2 separate regions of the Homo sapiens genome follow, and region 1 is linked to region 2. The links are chromatin contacts, found by Hi-C or POLR2A ChIA-PET in ENCODE. All regions are on one chromosome and are shown on one strand. Each heading gives the region's core, a stretch centred on a gene start or an enhancer-like site at or near the end of the contact. The rest is flanking DNA. Distances are from core to core; before and after follow the strand shown. Region 1 overlaps GAS7 (growth arrest specific 7). Region 2 overlaps GAS7 (growth arrest specific 7).

Region 1 (4,609 bases), core at 2,021-4,520, 46 kb after region 2:
AAGCAATTGAACTTTTTCTTGTAATGTCAGGACTTTTCTCTGCTTCTGGGGAATGCTTTCAGCATCACTAGTGGCACACTCTATGGGTCCCATGGTGTTATTCGAGGCTTATGGCATTGCACTAAACATGATGAAAAATACATAGAACAGTGAGGGCTTACATTTTACTGCGATACCCAATTTACTGGAGTGATGAACTGTTCATCCAGGGCTGATCAGCATCACATGACAAGCCGATGCTCTCAACACCTGAGCTCACTGCAATAACAACTAGGGGTGGCCATGAAGTTACTACAGTATATACTATGGCTAGTTTTATGCAGTTATGATTAATACTACATCTTTGCCTTTGTTTACATTTTGCTTAAATATGAATGGTGCCATACACAGTCTGAGTGTTTGTGTGGGTAAAATTTTAAAAATTTTAACTTTCTGTAGATTTGTATGTATTTTGTGGTAGTAAATGATAAACTAGTATCGAATATATTTTATGTATTCACGGCATGTCTAACATTTTCTAAATTTTTTTGGTATTTCTAGACTAGGTAGTCTGTCTTCAATTTTTTTCAAATTATCACAAATCTCCAAAAATATTTTCCAATATATTAATTGAAAAGAATCCACATATAAGTAGATCTGTGCAGTTCAAATCCATTGTCTGAGGGTCAACTGTAGTTAAGAGTGTCCGGCCAGGCGCGGTGGCTCACGCCTGTAATCCCAGCACTTTGGGAGGCCGAGGCGGGCGGATCATGAGGTCAGGAGATGGAGACCATCCTGGCTAACATGGTGAAACTCCATCTCTACTGAAAATACAAAAAATTAGCTGGGCATGGTGGTGGGCACCTGTAATCCCAGCTACTAGGGAGGCTGAGGCAGGAGAATCACTTCATCTTGGCAGTGAGCAGAGATCGTGCCACTGCACTCCAGCCCGGGCGACAGAGCGAGACTCCATCTCAAAAAAAAAAAAAAAAAAAAGTGTCCAAGTGAGATGCCAAAGAAAATGCTCGCTGAATACAGAAAGGGTGTGTCTCATTTATCTTGGAAAGAGAAATATGGAAGAGTGATGGGTGTAGACTTGGATCACAGGCACACAAGGACCTATGAGCATAGGATGCAAAGGGAAGCAAGATCTTTAGATAAGATGCCATTAAAGAAGAGAACAAGAAAGAGGACAGGCCATAGACTGTGGCTGGCTCCAGACCAAGGGCTGTGCTGGGCAGAGGGCTCCCGTGAGGTGACTGCAGCCAGTTTCTTGTACATATCATGGTAGAGTCCTAGGACCCTTATAAAATTTCTATGTGTCCCACCCCATAAAAGATTCCTAGTATTGGCCGGGTGTGGTGGCTCACGCCTGTAATCCCAGCATTTTGGGAGGCCGAGGCAGGTGGATCACCTGAAGTCAGGAGTTCAAGGCCAGCCTGGCCAACATGGTGAAACCCCGTCTCTACTAAAAATATAAAAATTAGCTGAGTGTGGTGGTGGTCGCCTGTAATCCCAGCTACTCAGCAGGCTGAGACAGGAGAATTGCTTGAACCCAGGAGACAGAGATTGCAGTGAGCTGAGATCGCGCCATTGCACTCCAGCCTAGGCGACAGAGTGAGACGCTATCTCAAAAAAAATTCCCAAGTATCAAGTGGACATATCAGAAACGGCACCCAGTTGAAAAGGCCTCCAAACAGCCCTGATTCTAAGAGATCCCACAGCTTGGTTTCCCCTTCCTGCAGTCATTCATATCCCACTGTGACACCTTGTTCCATCCATCACTGTGTACCAGCCGCACTATTATTTACTCAATATTTTTTTCGAACTGACTTATATCCCACTGAAATGTAGTCTGGCCCTAAGCAATAATATCTATGAAATCACAGATTTGATTTGGTTTCTTTCTACTACACACTAAAATAAATATAACTTTAAAACTGTCATCTCCACATGATCTAAAATTATCTCACGGATCCTTAGTTGGAAACTCAGCACACTTTGAGAAACACTGTCTCTGGCTACACATCAAGTCACCATGCAGCATCCACAAAGTGGTTCTGGAGATTCTTTTTTTTAATCCAGAAAACTGAACTTGAATTCTCTACTGACTACGTCCCCACAACGACAGGAACACGGTACCCGGCGTGTGACTGAATCTCTGGGAGATTAAGGGCATGGCAAAAGGAGATGCAGGGGACTTCCCTGTAAGAAGCATCTGACAGCTGCCCCAGGACACTGCCTATCAAACCAGCAATAAGAGGAAAAGAACAGGAAATAACTCATCCAATCTTAAAAACAAAATCCAAAAATGACAAACAGAATCGGAGGAAAAAAAAAAAAACTCGAGAACCATGAGGCCAATGAAGGAAATGCAGAAAATCTTGCAAACCGCTGGGCGCGGTGGCTCACACCTGTCATCCCAGCACACTGCCCGCCTCGGCGGGCAGATCATGAGGTCAGGAGTTCCAGACCAGCCTGGCCAATATAGTGAAACCTCGTCTCTACTAAAAATACAAAAATTAGCCAGGCTTGATGGCGGGCACCTGTAGTCCCAGCTACTCAGGAGTCTGAGGCAGGAGAATTGCTTGAACCTGGGAGTCGGAGGTTGCAGTGAGCCGAGATCACGCCACTGCACTCCAGCCTGGGTGACAGAGCAAGACTCTGTCTCAAAAAAAAAAAAAGAAAAGAAAAGAAAGAAAGAAGAGAAAGAAAGAAAGAAAGGAAGGAAGGAAGGAAGGAAGGAAGGAAGGAAGGAAGGAAGGAAGGAAGGAAGGAAGGAAAGAAAAGAAAAGAAAAAAGAAAAGAAAAGGAAAAGAAAAGAAAAGAAAAGAAAATCTTGCAAACCAAGATGAGTTGTAAAAGGGGAAATAAGACTTCACACCTTCACCACTCTCTGCCCATAATCTGAGCTGCACTTCATGCCTCTGCCACTCCATGTCTCTAATTTGAGATGCAGGATTTGCACTGACCTGAACACTGAGCAGCCAGCCCTCTCCTCTCAGCACAGATGCTGTCTGAGAGGACTGCCCATCATCCATTTAGGTACAGCAAGTCCCAGAAAACAAGAGAGCAGGAAGTGCAGGGTAGAACAAGGGGCGTGGGAGGGGTGCTCACTGTTCGGAAAGGTACAGATGCTACAGGCCAAGCCCAGCCAATGCCCTGGCTGCAGGGCATTGAGAAGAGACCCCAGGAACTGTGAGTTTTCATGTTCTCCATCAATTCGGAGTATCAGAGGACCAGATAGTAACGTGACAGTTCACCAGGCAAAGGCCAATTCGAAAACAGAAACTGGACTGAGAGATGGGTGCACCATCGAACCCTACAGGCAGGTAGCTGTGAGGGGAAGTCAACCTTCCCCCAAGCCGACAGTGTGCCAAGGCTAGTGACAGTCGATACTTTCTGTTGGTACATGCCACGTTTACATAGATCCTGCCGTGTCAAGAATGCATAAAGAGGGGAAATATGCAAAAGCAGGGTGAGGAAACACCATCCTGAAAGCACAAAGGAAGAGCACGTCTCAGAAAATCATTCAGAAGAAAAACTGTCAGGAAACTGTCAGAATGTAAGAAGCTGTGATTTCTTTGAAAGAGGAACAGCAAATCATAACAGGAAAAAAAAAGCAGTTCGAATAAAAAGGATGACAAAGAAGATAGTGGACGAGGTGAGGATTATATAAAAATTGCTCATTTAAATCCATATTTAGTTGTAGTTGTGGGTAACTGCAAATATAAACATTTAAATCAGTGACTTGCGGGGCTAACAGGAAAAGTGTCCCCAAATTGCAAAGGACAAAAAGCAAGGAAATCAAGAGTCTATGTAACATATATGTTTAAAAATATTCCATTATTAAAGACCAGAATAGGTTAAACTTAATAACCAATTGCAATTAAAATTATCAAGTATTAATAAAATTAATAATGAATTGCAAAAATAATCTAAAATTACGCATATAGGCCAGGCGCGGTGACTCATGCCTGGAATCCCAGCACTTTGGGAGGGTGAAGCGGGCAGATCACTTGAGGTCAGGAGTTCAAGGCTAGCCTGGTGAACATGGTGAAACCCTGTCTCTACTAAAAATACAAAAATTAGCCAGGCATGGTGGTGCGCACCTGTAATCCCAGCTACTTGGGAGGCTGAGGCAGGAGAACTGCTTGAACCAAGGAGGCGGAGGTTGCAGAGAGCGGTGATCGCGCCATTGCAACCTCGCGCCATTGCAGTTGCGCCTGGGCGACAAAGCTAAACTCCATCTCAAAACAACAACAACAAAAAATCATTCATATAAACAGGCAAAAAGAGAAAGGGTTACCCAGGAAATCAGATTTTCCTCAGACTTCTCCTCTACCCTCCCTACCAATGGCTAGAGAGCTCTTTCTACTAGAATAAAAGCTCCATACAGCAGGGATTTTGTTTTGCTCACTGCTCTATCACGGTGCATACAGGGCCTGGCATCACCCCTTGGAAAGTGCTAGAAGACAAACCCCACTGAGTTTAAAGCTTCACGGGGTACAGTCATTGTTATGTCCATTGCTGTGGGTATTCAATAAATATTTGCTGAAGCTAAACTGCAAATGTGAATTTTTACCCAAAACTTTGTAATTCAAGACATACAAATCCATCAAGTTGTATG
Region 2 (4,405 bases), core at 255-2,754:
GGGGCAGCCTTAAAGGAGCGCTTCTCAAACGTCAGAGCGCATCAGAATCACTTGAAGGACTGGTTAAAACAGATTGCAGCTGTTAGGCACTGACTAAGACTTGGTCTGTTTCATAGACTTGGTCTGTTTCATACTGAGATGGTCAGTTTCAAGCCAGTCCTATGATGCTGTGTGATATAAGCATCACAGTCCTCTGGAGGCAGCATTAAAATGCAAATTTCTGGGTCTCACCCCTAGAGTTTCTGATTTAGTAGGTCTGGGGTAGGGCCTGAGAAATTGCACATCTAACAAGTTCCCAGGTAACGCTGATGCTGCTGGTCTGGGGACCACACTTCGAGAAACACTGGTCTAGAAGGCAACAAAGGGCAGGGTTTTCTCTGCACCAGGTGCTACCTTTATCCAGGTGTTGGAGGTAGGACCCTTTAAAAGAAAGGCATAAGAATCAAAACAACCCACCAATTACTCTTGACTTGAAAGCACCCTCTGCCTGCACCATTTCCTCCAAACGGGTGGTAATGATGAAAACTACAGAAATGACATCAGGTTGGTCAGAGAGATCTAGGAAAAGAAGAGTGAACGCAACAGGGCAGATTCACTGAGAGTCATGAAATCAGCCAGGTTCCCAGATACTCAGGTCGTCATGAAAGTTCCTTGAGATTTTCATCTCTGTCTCTAAATTCTGCTAGTGAAGAAAGTTCTGCGTTTGCACACCTTGTTATAAGAATCTACTCTTCATACGAAAGAGTGGAGCCAGCTAGGTGGGATCGCAGCATTCAAAAATCACCATGTGCCCCTGGCCCTTTCTGTTCTTCCGCTTCCCAAGGCTTTGCGTCTGCTCTGTCTTCTCCGTACCTTTCTGCAGTGGCACCCATCTACCCAATCAGCACATACCATTTGTATATACCAGGAGCAGAAAGCAAGCGAAGTCTTGGTCTGAGACAAGGAGTCATCATCTCCTTGCCTTCCAGCCTGGCACACTCCTTCTCCAGTGGCAGAGAGCACACGGGCTGGGCATTGTTGGATGCTCCTTGTATCATATAAAAACAAACAAACAAACAAAGCCCTGGGCCTTTTCAGGCTCAGGTTCACGTTCACACAGCTTGGCCCTGGAACAAACCCCTGATGGCCAGAACATAAGACCACTTGTTTAACGTAGCAACACCCCAAAATACAACTAGAAGATTCGAGCAGGAAAGAGGGAAGAGGACACGAATAAAAACAGAAATCTGAGAAAGATCAAGAGAAACAGAGGAGCAAGAGGGTTATGCTAGGGAATGGGAAGCAAAAGAAAGTCTTGGTGCTAAGCTCCAGCCCTCTCCTCTATTTCAGAGAAATTATTTTTATCCTACTTATAAACGTAATACAGGTCCAGGGAAGAAACACTGGAAAACAGAAAAGTAAAAAGAGGAAATAAAACCCTCCCTAATCCCATGCCTTGGAAAGAAGCACTGTGAACAAGCACCTTCTCCCCAACTTGATGAGGTGTCGTCTCACTGCCGGGAGACACCCAGCCAGCAGGAATCGGGGAAAAAAGGGAAGTGGAGGCAGGAGCTGAGCGCTCCCCTGCAGCGGCCATCAGGGTTGTCTCTCAGGGGAAATACAGAGCCTGAAAGGTTTTAAAAACTAGCCCAACTCTCTCTTTTAGAGATGGGGGAATTGCAATTTCAGGATTCTGGAAATGCAAGGAAGAGCTTAACATAACCAGGAAACAGCACAGCTGCAGGCAAGACCTTCAGCCAAGTCCTCTCTGGTATGGTTCAGAGCAGCCAAGAGAAGGATCAAAAGTATTTGGAAATTAATTGTTTTTTAAGTCCCTCTTTTCTGCAGCTTGTACCAAAAAACAAAAACACATAATTTTAAAAAAATCCATCTCTCTTGGAACTGCCACCAAGACAGCTCTTCTAAGCAAGAGCCTGCACCCCACATTCACCGATGGCCTGGCAAGGCAATGGGAAAACAAGCCACCCTTCCTGCTGCTCATGCCACCTGAACCTCATGCCGGGTATTGAAATGTAGGGGACAGATTGCAACCTGTTTACAGCATCCTAGCGGACACGATACCACTGCTTAGCTATCAGTGCTCAAAGATAACCACTAGTGTGGGGCGGGGGAAGTGTGTCAGTTTCCAGGGGGCTGCTATAACAAAATGCCACATTACTGGGTGGCTTAAAGAACAGAAACGTATTGTTACAGTTCTGGAAGCCAGAAATCTGAAATCAAGATACTGGCAGGGTTGGCTCCTTCCAAGAATCTGTCCCAGGCCTCTCTCCTAGCTTGTGGTGGCCTTGGGCATTCCTTGGCTCGTAGATGGCTTTCTCCCTGTGCCTTCGCAGCGTCTTCCCTCCATGAGTGTCTGTCTCTGAGTCCACATTTCCTCCTTGTGATGAGGACCCCAACATATTGGATATAGGTCCACTATACTCCAGGAAGACCACATCTTTTTATTTTTTTAATTATACTTTAAGTTCTAGGGTACATGTGCACAACATGCAGGTTTGTTACATATGTATACATGTGCCATGTTGGTGTGCTGCACCCATTAACTCATCGTTTACATTAGGTATATCTCCTAATGCTATCCCTCCCCCGTCCCCCCATCCCACAACAGGCCCGGGTGTGTGATGTTCCCCTCCCTGTGTCCAAGTGTTCTCATTGTTCAATTCCCACCTATGAGTGAGAACATGCAGTGTTTGGTTTTCTGTCCTTGCGATAGTTTGCTGAGAATGATGGTTTCCAGCTTCATCCATGTCCCTACAAAGGACATGACCTCATCCTTTTTTATGGCTGCATAGTATTCCATGGTGTATATGTGCCACATTTTCTTAATCCAGTCTATCATTGTTAGACATTTGGCTTGGTTCCAAGTCTTTGCTATTGTGAATAGCGCCACAATAAACATACGTGTGCATGTGTCTTTATAGCAGCATGATTCATAATTCTTTGGGTATATACCCAGCAATAGGATGGCTGGGTCAAATGGTATTTCTAGTTCTAGATCCTTGAGGAATTGCCACACTGGAAGACCACATCTTAACTTGATCATTTGCAAAGATCTTATTTCCAAATAAGATCACATTCCCAGGCACTGGCGAATTAGAACTTGGACATCTTTTGTGGGACACAACTCAACCCGTAACATGAAGCAGAAGGCTGGGGCTGGCTGGGGGTGATAGGAGGCTTGGATAGAGGTCCACCTAACACCTGGAAGTTGATCTGGGGATGAGAAAGTCTGGACAAATGAGAAACAGAGGAGCCTGGGGGTTCCGCAGCAGAGACCGCAGGTGTCTGGCATGGCCCAGAGGGGCAGTAAAGAAAGCACAGGATAGCCATACTCCAACCACAGCACAAGTCCATGCAGGTGTTCACCCAAAGCCCATGAGTACAGTAATATTGATTATGAAAACAGTGACATTGTCTGTACCAGTTGGAAAACTGCTTTTGCTCCGACCTTCCCACTCCATATGTCACCAGCCACCAAGGCCCCCCATGGGGTCCCCACAATCTGGCCAAGCTTTCAGAGTGGGAGCAGGACCCTATCCCAACATATTACTCCAATAGTTCATCCCTCTGGCAGACCACTCAATAAATGGCTTGGCTTTCGACTGACCTCACAGAAGCGACTCTTTTGGGGCTGAGGGTATCTTTGGGCACGCAGATAGGCATTAACCACAGCTGGCAAGAGGGCAGAAGCTTCATGCCACAGAAATATCCAGGGTGCCTGCTACCTGCACAGCACGGCGCATCATCTGTCCAAGGATGACAAGACCCTCATGCCATCTCAGTGCCCCTTCTGCTCCCCTTCTGCGCCACTGGGCACAGTGCTCACAGGGAGTGGGCAGGTAGTAAACAACAGCATCCTGCATGACTAACTTCTCACCCCATTTTCCTCCTCCTACACCTCTTGGATGAGTGCTACCTACTTTGGAATCCAACTCAGAATGAAGTAACAAAAAAGCTATTACCCCACTCCAAGGTCTTCCTCCAACAATAACAATCTCATCGATGGGACCTCATGCCAGCTTTGCATAGGGAGGCACCGTCTCAAACACTGGTGGGTGATGAGCTCGTAGGAGTGGCAACTCACAGCCTCGTAGGGTGTTTAGAGGTGGAAAGGACTTTCAGCACAATACTCAGGCAGGAAAGGAAATGAACTCCAACCCAAAGGAAAGTCTCATTTTAACAATCTCATATCCACTTCAGGAAGCATTCTGTCTTTGCAAACAAGAAGCCATTCGCATTGTGTTCGCCCACACCACCCCCGCAAGAAGCCATCCAAGTGGTTAATTAGAGCCCAGCACAGGGAAGGTATTTAGCAAATACTTGTTACTTGATAATCAATTCACATGGTCCTTGCCCACTCACTTATTAGAATATAACCTACAGATCATTTCAATGCATACTAGGA

Evidence for each region. A loop is a pair of places that touch in the nucleus more often than their neighbours do. ChIA-PET counts read pairs that join two places held with the same protein, here RNA polymerase II (POLR2A). Pooled maps may share reads with other maps.
Region 1: a loop to region 2 is called in a pooled map, with 4 times the contacts of the local background. The contact joins two enhancer-like sites. A Hi-C loop is called at or near these places in 4 of 168 maps with a recorded cell type or tissue (B cell, GM12878, astrocyte of the cerebellum and 1 more), 32 of 37 single-sample maps with no recorded cell type and 8 of 50 pooled maps. POLR2A ChIA-PET finds 5 or more read pairs at or near these places in 7 of 52 experiments (A673, B cell, BJ and 4 more).

What each region holds. Positions count from the first base shown.
Region 1 is chr17:10,044,086-10,048,694 of GRCh38, forward strand. The region is part of intron 1 of GAS7 (growth arrest specific 7); the gene reads right to left. Among named protein-coding and RNA genes, the nearest start is that of RCVRN, 140 kb to the left of the region's middle. RefSeq lists enhancers at 3,044-3,223, 3,722-3,891. Within about 2 kb of position 3,271, at least 3 of the 41 ENCODE cell types and tissues checked have a DNase peak (open chromatin) inside an H3K27ac peak, as active enhancers do.
Region 2 is chr17:9,999,972-10,004,376 of GRCh38, forward strand. All of the region lies in intron 2 of GAS7 (growth arrest specific 7), which reads right to left. Among named protein-coding and RNA genes, the nearest start is that of RCVRN, 97 kb to the left of the region's middle. Within about 2 kb of position 1,505, at least 3 of the 41 ENCODE cell types and tissues checked have a DNase peak (open chromatin) inside an H3K27ac peak, as active enhancers do.